Linked DNA regions of Homo sapiens: region 1 is linked to region 2. Evidence: chromatin loops called from intact Hi-C (ENCODE). Cell type or tissue: lower leg skin. All regions are shown on one strand. Links, peaks and the distances in the headings refer to the core of each region. The heading gives the core; the rest is flanking DNA. Region 1 overlaps RERE (arginine-glutamic acid dipeptide repeats). Region 2 overlaps RERE (arginine-glutamic acid dipeptide repeats).

What was found. A loop is a pair of places that touch in the nucleus more often than their neighbours do. Peaks named below come from ENCODE experiments on the same cell type or tissue, not always from the same donor. Only the 100,000 strongest peaks of a DNase experiment are listed, where the experiment ranks them.
Region 1: a loop joins it to region 2, with 3 times the contacts of the local background. A loop is called at or near these places in 2 of 110 quality-filtered maps.

The regions. Positions count from the first base shown.
Region 1 is chr1:8,362,327-8,367,695 of GRCh38, forward strand. RERE (arginine-glutamic acid dipeptide repeats) reads right to left here. Exons shown (of 23, transcript NM_001042681.2): 13 at 3,486-3,648; 14 at 2,420-2,512; 15 at 1,730-1,929; 16 at 357-518. Among named protein-coding and RNA genes, the nearest start is that of SLC45A1, 47 kb to the left of the region's middle. RefSeq lists enhancers at 2,335-3,305, 5,131-5,369 and a silencer at 5,014-5,183. In lower leg skin, for the core only: no CTCF peak of the experiment used is centred there; DNase peaks (open chromatin) are centred at 1,765 and 2,387.
Region 2 is chr1:8,436,866-8,442,234 of GRCh38, forward strand. The region is part of intron 11 of RERE (arginine-glutamic acid dipeptide repeats); the gene reads right to left. Among named protein-coding and RNA genes, the nearest start is that of RERE-AS1, 15 kb to the left of the region's middle. In lower leg skin, for the core only: no CTCF peak of the experiment used is centred there; a DNase peak (open chromatin) is centred at 2,231.

The DNA.
Region 1 (5,369 bases), core at 304-5,303, 74 kb before region 2:
GCACCTGTGGATTTTGGTATCCTGGGCGGTGGAGGCTCTGGAGCCAATCTCTAATGGATACCAAGGGAGGACTGTACTTGGCTCTGGAGGGAGCCGTTCTAACCACTCCCCACACTTTCTGAGAACTTGGGAAGCTTGAGGCAGAGGTGGCCCCCAAGAGTTGGTGCTCGAGCCCCCTTCTCTAGGCCCCCAGCCTTCGGTCTGCAGCCCCTAGGCCAGGACAATGCTGGTGTCCAGACAGGCTCCATGAATGAGCTGCATCCTCGTGTCTGAGGGAGCTGATCACGAATACCAGCAAACCAGTTTTAATGTGAGGGAGGGACAGAGTAGGCCCTACTATCCCCCCAGCACCTGACCTTGGCCGACTTCTTCACTGTCTCTGCTTTACTGTCATTGCTGGAGGTACTGGCAGCGCTGGGGGAGTTCCGGCCGCTGGAGCGGATGTCTTCATTGATGGGTGAGGTGCGACCATCAGGGCTGGCTGGCTGCTTCTTCCGACCACTGCGTAGTGTCGACATCTGCCCACCCAAACCGAAGACTGGTGACACCAGATTCCCAGTCCCCATGTGGACCCACCTGAGCCCAACCCACAGGCAGAAGCCTGAAGGCACACCCTATCAGCCTCTCAGCAAATCCCAGACCTTGGCAAACAACAGGCCGCCCTGCCTGTCCCTGGCTGCATGAAGGTCGGTGTGGAGCTCAGGGAAGAGGTGGGGAAATCAGTGGGCTCACGCCAGAGGGCGGTTCTCAAACCTAAAGCACTCATCCCAAGGGACTGTCCTGAACAACGTGTGCTGGAAATGAACCACACTTTCTGAGCGGCAGAAAGTCGCCTGGGGCCATCTTTAAAGCACCCTACACCCTTTCTGTTTATTCCTCATAACCGTCCATTCTCCCAACCAAACCAAATGAAATCAAACACTTGTGGATTTAATCTGACAGGACAGGAAGTGACCCAAAGAGATGAAGCTGTCAAGTAAAGCAGCTCAGCTCCCCAAGCCGCCAAGCGCTTCAGCATGTTTCTGCAAAGCCATGAGGGCTCAGAAGAGATCAGGAGACAATGGTTCTGGCTGGTTGACCTGCTCCCTTCTGAGTGAGCGGGGGCCGGGCTGCCAGCAGCCTCAACGGCATACAAGGGGCAGAGGAAAGTGGATGGTCCCACCCACCTGCCAGAAGGGGCCATAAGGGAGGCTGAAGGGAAAGACCCTGTCAGTACCCTCAGCCCCAAACCTGGAAAAAGCCTCTCCCAAAGTCCCTGGCACATTTCCAACCTAGGAAACAAAGTCTCTTTATGGGAGGAGCTATGCAGTGAGCAGAAAAATGTATCGGAAGTTTCCAAAACGGGATCAAACATTTAAAAAAAATCACAAACACACTAACACAAAAGAGCCTGCAAGTTTAAAATAGCAGAGATTTGATACAATGGAAGTGACACCACAAGCAGCAGCCTTGGAGAGCAAGAGGGGCCTTGGAGAGCCTGCACTGAGCCAGAAGCTAAGAGCTTGCTACAAAACCCAGAGCAGGATGCCACCCTGGGGCCCCTCGAAGGAGAGAACAGAGAACTCTTCCCAGCCCACAGGCAAGCTACCGCCTCGGGCAAAGCAGCTCCCCTCCAGGACTTTGTCTGGTAAACAAGACTTTCGCTTCCTCCCCCTGGGAGGCTCAAGCCCCCACACATCCCAGGAAACTGAAGAAGTTGCCAGGAGCCCCATGGCCCCAGGGGACTCACCGAGCCCCGACTCCGCCGTGTCCTCATGCTATGCTTCCCACTGAGCCCATCATCCTCTTCCTTGACGGGTTTGAACATAAACGGTGGCGGGTCCACGGGCTTCTCAATGGGCGGGAGCTCACCGTATTTCTTGAAGTGGATGCGACAGTCGGTGCAAAGCAGGATGTTCTCCCGGCCTCCGTGGTGCCAATCTTTGGAGGCTGTGTGAGGGAAGTGGTGGGGGCCAACCTTGGAAACCATCCCTCTCCCTGGGGATGTCTGGGCAGAGGGGCCCTTCTGTGGGCTCTACCCAAACCTGATGCCACCAGCACCATGCAGCCCTGGGCCCCAACACCCCAGGGCTAGTGCTGCCCTGCTCCCCCAAGGCCAGGAGAGGGTTTCAGGGGCATCTGCTGCCCACTTCAACTTGGGGTGCCCAGGAAAAGCTGGCAGCAAGCTCCTGGGAACTACAGTGTCAACCCCCCAATCCCACTCAATCTGTCCTGCCTACCAGTCAGTATTCCATACCGACTGCCAAGCAGAGGAGTAAAGTAAACTAAACATTTCTAACTTTCTCGAATCCCGAAGCACAATGCAAATGTCAAATCAAGTACTGTCCCTGGCAGGTTTCCAGCTGGATGCATGAAATGTTCAGAACATGGAAGTGCTTGTGCCCCCGCCCCGCCCCAGGAGCGTGACGAGGCCACTTACTGGTGGTGAAGCAGTGGCGGCAGGCGTACCCCTTCAGCTCCTGCTCACTGTCCTCACTGTCGAAGTCATCTTCACTGGCTGAACTTAGGTCCACTGGGCGTGGCAGGCACATAGTGGGGGTGGGGGAGACACCATCATGCTCAGCCAAGGCTGGGCCGGTGGGGTGGGGGGGAGGGGGGAACACCTGTGACCTCTGGCCTACTGCAGGTTCTGGCCACCAGTCAGAGCGGCTGGGTGCACAGGCTGAGGTAGGACAGTGTCTGCAAAGGACCACTTCGAGCTCCTCAGTGTCAGTCACCAGGACAGAGGGCCTGTGTGTGAGGCGCCATACCCAAGGGCCTGCCCTGCCACTGATGCCCGTAACGGGTGAGTCTGAACTGGGACAAGCGCGTCCATGCTGCCTCCCTCCCTAATACGCCCAGGCAATCCTGAGAAATTCCAACTTCACCGAGCGCCCCCAACCCGTCCTGCTAGGTGATTTCTAGTCGCCTGCATGCGCAACACCGGCGCCCCTCAGGTTCAGCGTCCCGGGCCAGGACAGAGCTATAAGGCACTTTTGCTACACCCCAGTTTTTTAGGGGTGAGAAGGTGTGGGCTCCAGCATCATTAGATTGTACATCATACTGGGACCAAAAAGAGGATCTTGGTGAAGCAGGAGGAAAAAGAAGAAAGTGTTAATCTGATCTTCTTACAACCAAAAGTGCAATGAGAATTCAAGCAGGACATCAAGTACATCATCTGTCAAATGGAAAACCTTCCCAGGACAAGGCCAAAAACATCCCAGGCCAAGACGTGTATTTTTTGTAAAAACCTAAGATGATGTTGAGTTTATGAGAAATATTTAAATGTACAAATAATGTTTTAAAGTCTCCCTCCTGAATCCTTGTCCTGCTCCCCGCCCCCACCATCGGTCTATGTTTAGGTCAGGCTTCACACATGCACTGGAGCACGGGTGCACACCCCCTCATGCTTCCCGGAGCCATCAGCTCCTACGGGCCCAGAGTGGGACAGGCTGCCCGTGAACAGTCTCCCCTCCGCCCACTGTGATGCCAAGACCCCTACTCACAGAATTCACTGGACGGGGGTCTGGAGGGTGTGTTGACGGGTGTGGACGCGGTGCGAGTCTTAATCCTCCTGAACACGGCCTGCCTGCGGTGCCTACGATGGGCTCGGGAGCTGGCTGCTTCGGGGGTCTTCTTCCAATAGTAATAGAAGGTGATCAGCTCCCCCTGCAGAAGAGAAGGGCTGACTGTGGGGGAGGGCCTGGGGCTTTTCCGTGCCCCACGCACCCTCTCTGCCACAGTGGAAAGCTGGGTGTTTAACAGCTGTGCCAGAGATGAGAATAAAGACCAGTCGCTCCTGGAGTTGGGAGAGGAACTGGGCTTGCCCAAGAAACAGCCACTGAGCTGCCCGTGGACTGCATGAATGGGGCCCGCCTCCTCAGCCCAGCACAGCTTGACTTCCAGACACCAAGAACAAGTACTTGTTGGGTGTCTGCTATGTCAGACCCCACCGCTGTTGTACACATGGGAGGTACACATCATCCACAATGGACGAAAAGGAGAGAAGATTCCTGCCCACGAGGAGCTTACATTCTAGCTGTGTGTGCACGTGAGTCTGTGCATGTGTGTGAACACAACGATGCTTTCTTTACAGTAATGCCAGTGAAATCACACAGGTGTGAGAAGGAAATGCCCGGCCAGTTAGACTCCCCCAGAAACAACCAACCAACCAAAGCAAACTGCCCAGGTGGTGAGGAACCAGGGCCAAACAGAAGGTGGGGAAGAACAGAGACCGCATGCTCAGGAAACTGCTCCACAGCCTCCACCTGGCTCCATCTGAAGGCCCACATCTGACATGCCGGCACGACGTCCAGAGGCAAGGACTGGGCTTGGCAAAGAAAGACTACAAGAGGACAGACACACAGTGGTGCTGATGCAAAGGTGAAATATCACACACCACAAGGTCAGGCTTCTTTTCATGGCCCAGCAGAAACAAAAGCAAGATACCTTTTTGGAAATATAGCAAATGTAAGCTTTTTAAAGAAAGGGCACTTTGGGCACCCCCAGCCCTCAGGGCGCTGCAGGCTGCCATCTCACCCTACACACAAAAGACGATTTCTTAAACATCCCAAGATAAAGTCTCTTTACCTAGAACTGAAAAAAAAAAACAAAAAAAAAAAACAAAAAAAAAAAACCCAAAAAACAAACACAGCCAAGTGAGAGAGCACAGATCACTTGGTTTCCCTCTAATTAAATCAACACTGTAGAAAGTCTATTAGCTTGGCGACTAGATGCTGGGAGTTGTCTTGGAGGTACCTGCACCCTCACTTTGTCTCATCAAACACTGTCTTGTGAATGGAGGAGGCAAAAAGAGAGAGGGGAAAGTGAGAGAGGGGGATGGAAAGACTAGTGTTGGAAGGACTAAAATAGACAAACCAAACAAAGACATGTAGCTGCCACATGACAAACTCACCCATCAGACCAGATTTCATCCAAAACACCCCCAGAGGAAATGGCCTCAGAACACAGTGACAAGAGAGGTGGGCAGATTTTAGGTGGTGGGGTGGCTTCCGCAAGGCAGGGGATGCCGTGCCTTGAGTACTTGACTGCCCACAGCTGCATCTTATGCCTGGGCATTTTTGTAAGAAGTGGGACCACGGCTGCGGTCCCTAAAGGAGGGCTGGAATGCCTTGAAGGAGGGCTGACTGGCCTATAAAGCCCATCACATGTATCTCCTGGAGCACTGGACGTGTCTCAACCTCCCCAAGCACTTAACACTTAACAAATTACTCCTGATCACCAATACCTAGCAGATGAAGCATAACCCCAGGCCAGCAGGGCCAGGGAGCCATCTCGGGACAAGCACACTCATGTCCCTACACGTATGTGCATGTGCCCACCCCTCGGTTCCATGAGATGGTAACTGAATGATAAGGAGAAATGCAGAT
Region 2 (5,369 bases), core at 200-5,199:
GGGCCAGCACATTGCAGATGCTCAACAGCCACAAGAGACCAGTGGTTACCACATTGGAAAGCACAGGTCTAGAATAATCCTAACTTCTTTTTTTGTAAAATACTGAAACATCCAAAGCACTCCAAGTTTTCTATTAGGGAGGCAAAATAACTATACTGTTAGAATCATGGGCAACGATATCATAAATTCCTAAAATAAAACCACATAGGGCCGTTATTTCAAATTACATAAAACTTGTCTTCTAGAAGAATTCGACCAAATGCCAAAGTTCTTAAGATCTGCCCCACTTCCCAAACAAGGGAAACTGAAGACCTCGACCAGCACCAGGGCCTTCCGTCAGCTCCTGATACAGGAGGGGCTCCTGGATTTTGTTTCCCCTTCTTGACAATACAACATGGGACTGGGTTCCTCATTTGACTCGGTTCATTTAAAGAATGATCTCAAAGAAGAAAGGAAAATCAATGACCCCTTTAGGAAATGTAGTCCAGGGTGGGGGTGGAGGAAGCATTTCAATGACAAAAGCCAAACCTCAGTCATAATGCAGATCCCTGTCTAACAGGTGATCATTGTTTTTTTTTTCTATTACAGGCACTCTGGTCTCCCGCCTACCCCATGCAGGATGGCTATCCCCATGCAGAATGGCTGTGACTTTCAAGAGAGTCCCCCAAGGGAGGGTCCCAAGATCAGGGGCTGGTAATGGGCCCCACCACAAGGCTACGCTGCTGGCTTTTGTTTGGAACAATAGCGCTCCCATGATACCTCACTCTTGCTGACAATATTGGTAATACGGGAGCATGAACACAGCTGTGTGTAAATTACACACACAAACAGATTAGATCTGTATATTTATAAGGAATACAAACATACTAATAGCTCATTTACATACACAGCTGGATACAATGGGCTGCATGCAGAGGGGAGTTTGAGTTCCAAAGTATTTCTCTAAAATTTTACAAAAAGAAATGCTCAGATTACTGCTAACCCAGGCTGAGACTTCTGCTCCCCCCACCCCCATGCAGTATGTCCCCCGAAATAGAGTCCTTTTCATCCTCGTTTGTGATATTTGAGATGCTATGAAGGAGAAACCTCAACAAGTGCTGTTAGATTTCACTTTTATTATTATTTATTATTATTTTTAGAGACAGGGTCTTGCTCTGCCACCTAGGCTACAGTGGTATGATCACAGTTCACTGTAACGTGGAGCTTCCGGGCTCAAATGATCCTCCTGGCTCGGCCTCCCAAGTAGGTCAGACTACAGGTATGTGTCAGTTACCATGCCCAGCTAATTTTAAAAATATTTTTTTGTAGAGACGGGGTTCTCACTATGTTGCCCAGGCTTGGTCTTGAACTCTTGATTTCAAGCAATCCTGCTGCCTCAGCCTCCCAAAGAGTTGGGATTATGGCATGAGCCACTGTGCCCAGCCAGATCTCACTCCTGTAGGAAAAAAATCAATATAGGATAATTTTCAGTTAAAAAGATGTATATACATACGAAGAGGGAGACCTACTAAAACATCTGTTACAACAGCATATAGTAAGGCAGAATCTTTGCATTTTCAAAATGTTTTCATAAACTTTATTTGTTAGAGCAATTTCAGGTTCACAGCAAAACGGAACAGAAGGTATAGGGATTTCCCATATAGATGGGTCTCTGGATTTTTCAGCTAATTTTGAAAAATAGGGAAAAGAGCAATCAGCATTTTGTGCTCACTACAGTAAACCAGGAACACAGGCATCAGGAGAGCTGGGCTCTGATTCAAAGGCCTGATTCTAGCAAGGCCTCACAGTTTACTTCCGGCTAGCCATGAACACTCTCTGCGCCTGAGGTTTTCGTGGAAAGACAGCATCACAAGTACTCAAATGTAGCGTTTAAAAGTACTAACTTTTAAAATGTTGAATGTTCCAGTAAAACAGTTAAAGAAAAAAAAAGGTAATAATCCAACTAAGTAAAAATATTAACTTATACATATCTGGATAGATGATAAGCTCATTACAGGCCCTAATTTTATTATTTAAAATGTTTACAACAAAACTCTCTAATTGATATTCTCCCTCTCTCTCTCTTTTTGCCTTGATATGGTTTCTATAAACTCTTGGTTTAAAAAAGAAAAAAGGTCCATTTCTGAGGCTTGGGTTTACTGTACTTACAGTTCCACCAGTAAATCGTCTCCCAGTCTGGGCTGGAGAAGCGCTGGCCACGGTTTGATTGCTCCAGCCCCAGGTTGCCAGGCAACCCACACAAGGGGGAAGTCTGAGAACCGCTGACAGATAGCCAAGTGGCTGAAACAACAGACTTCTCTCTGTCAAAAATGTGTTTGAGAGAGCCACTTGCCCACCTCTGCTCTCTGCTAAACACTACATGATTGTAAAATCAAAATCAAAAGGCCACTGTAATAAAAACACACTTCCTGCTCAATTACTAATTGTTCTAAAGCTGTGGGGAGGCCCAGATCCTACAGTGTATGGCAACAGAAATGCGATACTGTAAATGAGATAAAGCCAGCAGCATGCAAGAAACCTGATCTAAATGCATCTCCGTAGCTTCAAGTCAGGAGAGCTGGTGTGTGGAGGAATCAACTGCCTAAGAAAACACCAGGAAGAAAATAATGAATGTCAAGATGTTAAAGAAACAAACCAATCAATAACTACGAAGCTAGAGGTCAAGACTACTTAGTAATAAAACCAAGAACATTCTCCATTGTTTTGAAACACAATCTGGAGGCAATGAAAGTTTTCTCCCTCAGATGGAAAGGAGGAGCAAGAAAGGTCAATGACCCTTGGGAACCACACCCCCTGGCGGTTCCAGGTGGATTCCCTGATACTTGACTGTAAATGGGATTACAGGAAATAGTAGCATCCTTAGGATAATGCAGGACAATAACAGGTCTGAGAGTCTAATGCAACATTTAAAATACCTATGGTGTGAGCTGGGCACAGTGGCTCACGCCTGTAATCCCAGCACTTTGGGAGGCCGAGGTGGGTGGATCACCTGAGGTCAAAAGTTTGAGACCAGCCTGGCCAACACAGTGAAACCCCGTCTACACTAAAAATACAAAAAATTAGCTGGGCATGGTGGCAAACGCCTGTAATCCCAGCTACTGGGGAGGCTGAGGCAGGAGAATTGCTTCAACCCGGGAGGCAGAGGTTGCAGTGAGCTGAGATCGCGCCATTACACTCCAGCCTGGGCAACAAGAGTGAAACTCCCTCTCAAACAAACAAAAACAAAATATCTATGGTGCATGTACCAAGCCAGTAACATTGTGCCCAACACCAACTCTATGCAGCATCCTTCCATGAAACCACTGTATTGAAACTGTCATCTTGGACTCTGGAAACTATTTGTAGTATGTGGAAGGGGCCAGCACTGAGTGCACAGTTCTTTATCTCTTCTGTGCCATGGACCCTTTGGCAGTCTGGTAAAGCCTGACTCCTTCTAAAAATGGTTTATGGCCAGGCACGGCTCATGCCTGTAATCCTAGCACTTTGGGAGGCCGAGGCAGGCGGACATGAGGTTAGGAGATCGAGACCATCCTGGCCAATATGGTGAAACCCTGTCTCTACTAAAAATACAAACAATTAGCTGGGCGTGGTGGCGCATGCCTGTAATCCCAGCTACTCAGGAGGCTGAGGCAGGAGAATCACTTGAACCAGGGAGTCAGAGGTCGCAGTAAGCCGAGATCATGCCACTGAACTCCAGCCTGGCGACAGAGCGAGACTCCACCTAAAAAAAAAAAAAAAAAGGCTGGGCACGGTGGCTCCTGTCTGTAATCCCAGCACTTTGGGAGGCCGAGGCTGGCGGATCACCTAACGTCGAGTTTGAGACTAGCCTGGCCAACATGGTGAAACCTCGTCTCTACTAAAAATACAAAAAAAAAAAAAAATTAGCTGGGCATGGTGGTACATGCCTGTAGTCCCACCTACTTGGGGAGGCTGAGGCAGGAGAATCGCTTGAACCCAGGAGGCGGAAGTTGCAGTGAACCAAGACCATGCCACTGCACTCCAGCCTCGGTGACAGAGGGAGACTCCATCTCAAAAAAAAAAAATAGAAAGTATGCCAGAGTAATATAACTGCTCTATGAACACACTAAATAACAAGAGCTAGCAGAGGGTTTTCTTTAGCTCATGCAGGTTTTTTGTTTTTCGGGGGGGTGGGGGGGCTGTTTTGCTTTATTATGTGACCTCAGATGATAAACCCTTGGAGGGCAAGGACAGCAAGTTTTTCATCATTCAATTTCCAGTGCAATATGCAGCCCGGTTTCCTGCCCCAAGCTCCTAAGCTAGCCCTCGTCACACCACTAGCCCAGCTCCTATGGGGGCGTGGGTTTCCTTGACTCTCCCAGTGCCCAGAAGTGGGCCTGGCATATAAGATGTGTAAGACCATAGTCCGCAAAATGGGATGTATGGACACAAAAGACATTTTTTTCCTATGTTCTCTTTCCAACAATCCATCAGCCTGAGAAGGCACACGCTCCTGTGAGGGGATGCAGCCTCTCTTCTTCTATCCCCACCACTGCCCCCCTCTCACTTCACAAAGGCAGCCTCCTCTCCCCCGCTCCCATCTGGAAGGCTACCAGGCAGCACTGCCCCAGGGGCACTGAACAAGGGGACAATTTAAAACATTGACACTGGTGCTGACACAGTGCCTAGCTCTGAGGTCAGGATGAGAAAGACTCCACAAGTCAGACATTTTCTGATTCTCTGCTTTCAACAAAACACAAGGAGGTCCTAGTGGAAGTGTCATCTGATAGATTGCGGAAAGTCATATCTGACGACAAATTATACTTTTGGCATTATTATGGAAAGAATTCAAATAACTGAGTGACACTGTAACAAAACTATCATTCCCATCTACTTACTCACATAAACAAGGTTTCTGGGCACTTACGTGTTTAAAAAAACCATACAATTTATTTCCAATAAATGTTAAGCAAAAATGAAAATTATATCAACATTTACATTATTTCGTTGTTTTCATCAACTGTGCTCTAATAATTATAATTTGAAAAAACATTTCTTCTATACTTAAGAGCTTTATTATTAAAGGAAATAACCATATGCCCGATTTCAATACACACACTTTTTGTTGCAGGGAAGTACTAAAGGTCAATCGGACACTGGACTTTCAAACATAAAATGTATCATCTTAGTATAAAGTCCCTGGGGAAGTAGAATGGAAATAAAAATTAAAGGGGGAAAAGGATAAGATGCAACATTGGACTGCTTTTAAAAAATGAACTTGTCGGGCATGGTGGCTCACACCTGTAATCCCATCACTTTGGGAGGCTTAGGTGGGCAGATTACCTGAGGTCAGGAGTTCAAGACCAGCCTGGCCACCATGGCGAAATCCTGTCTCTACTAAACATACAAAA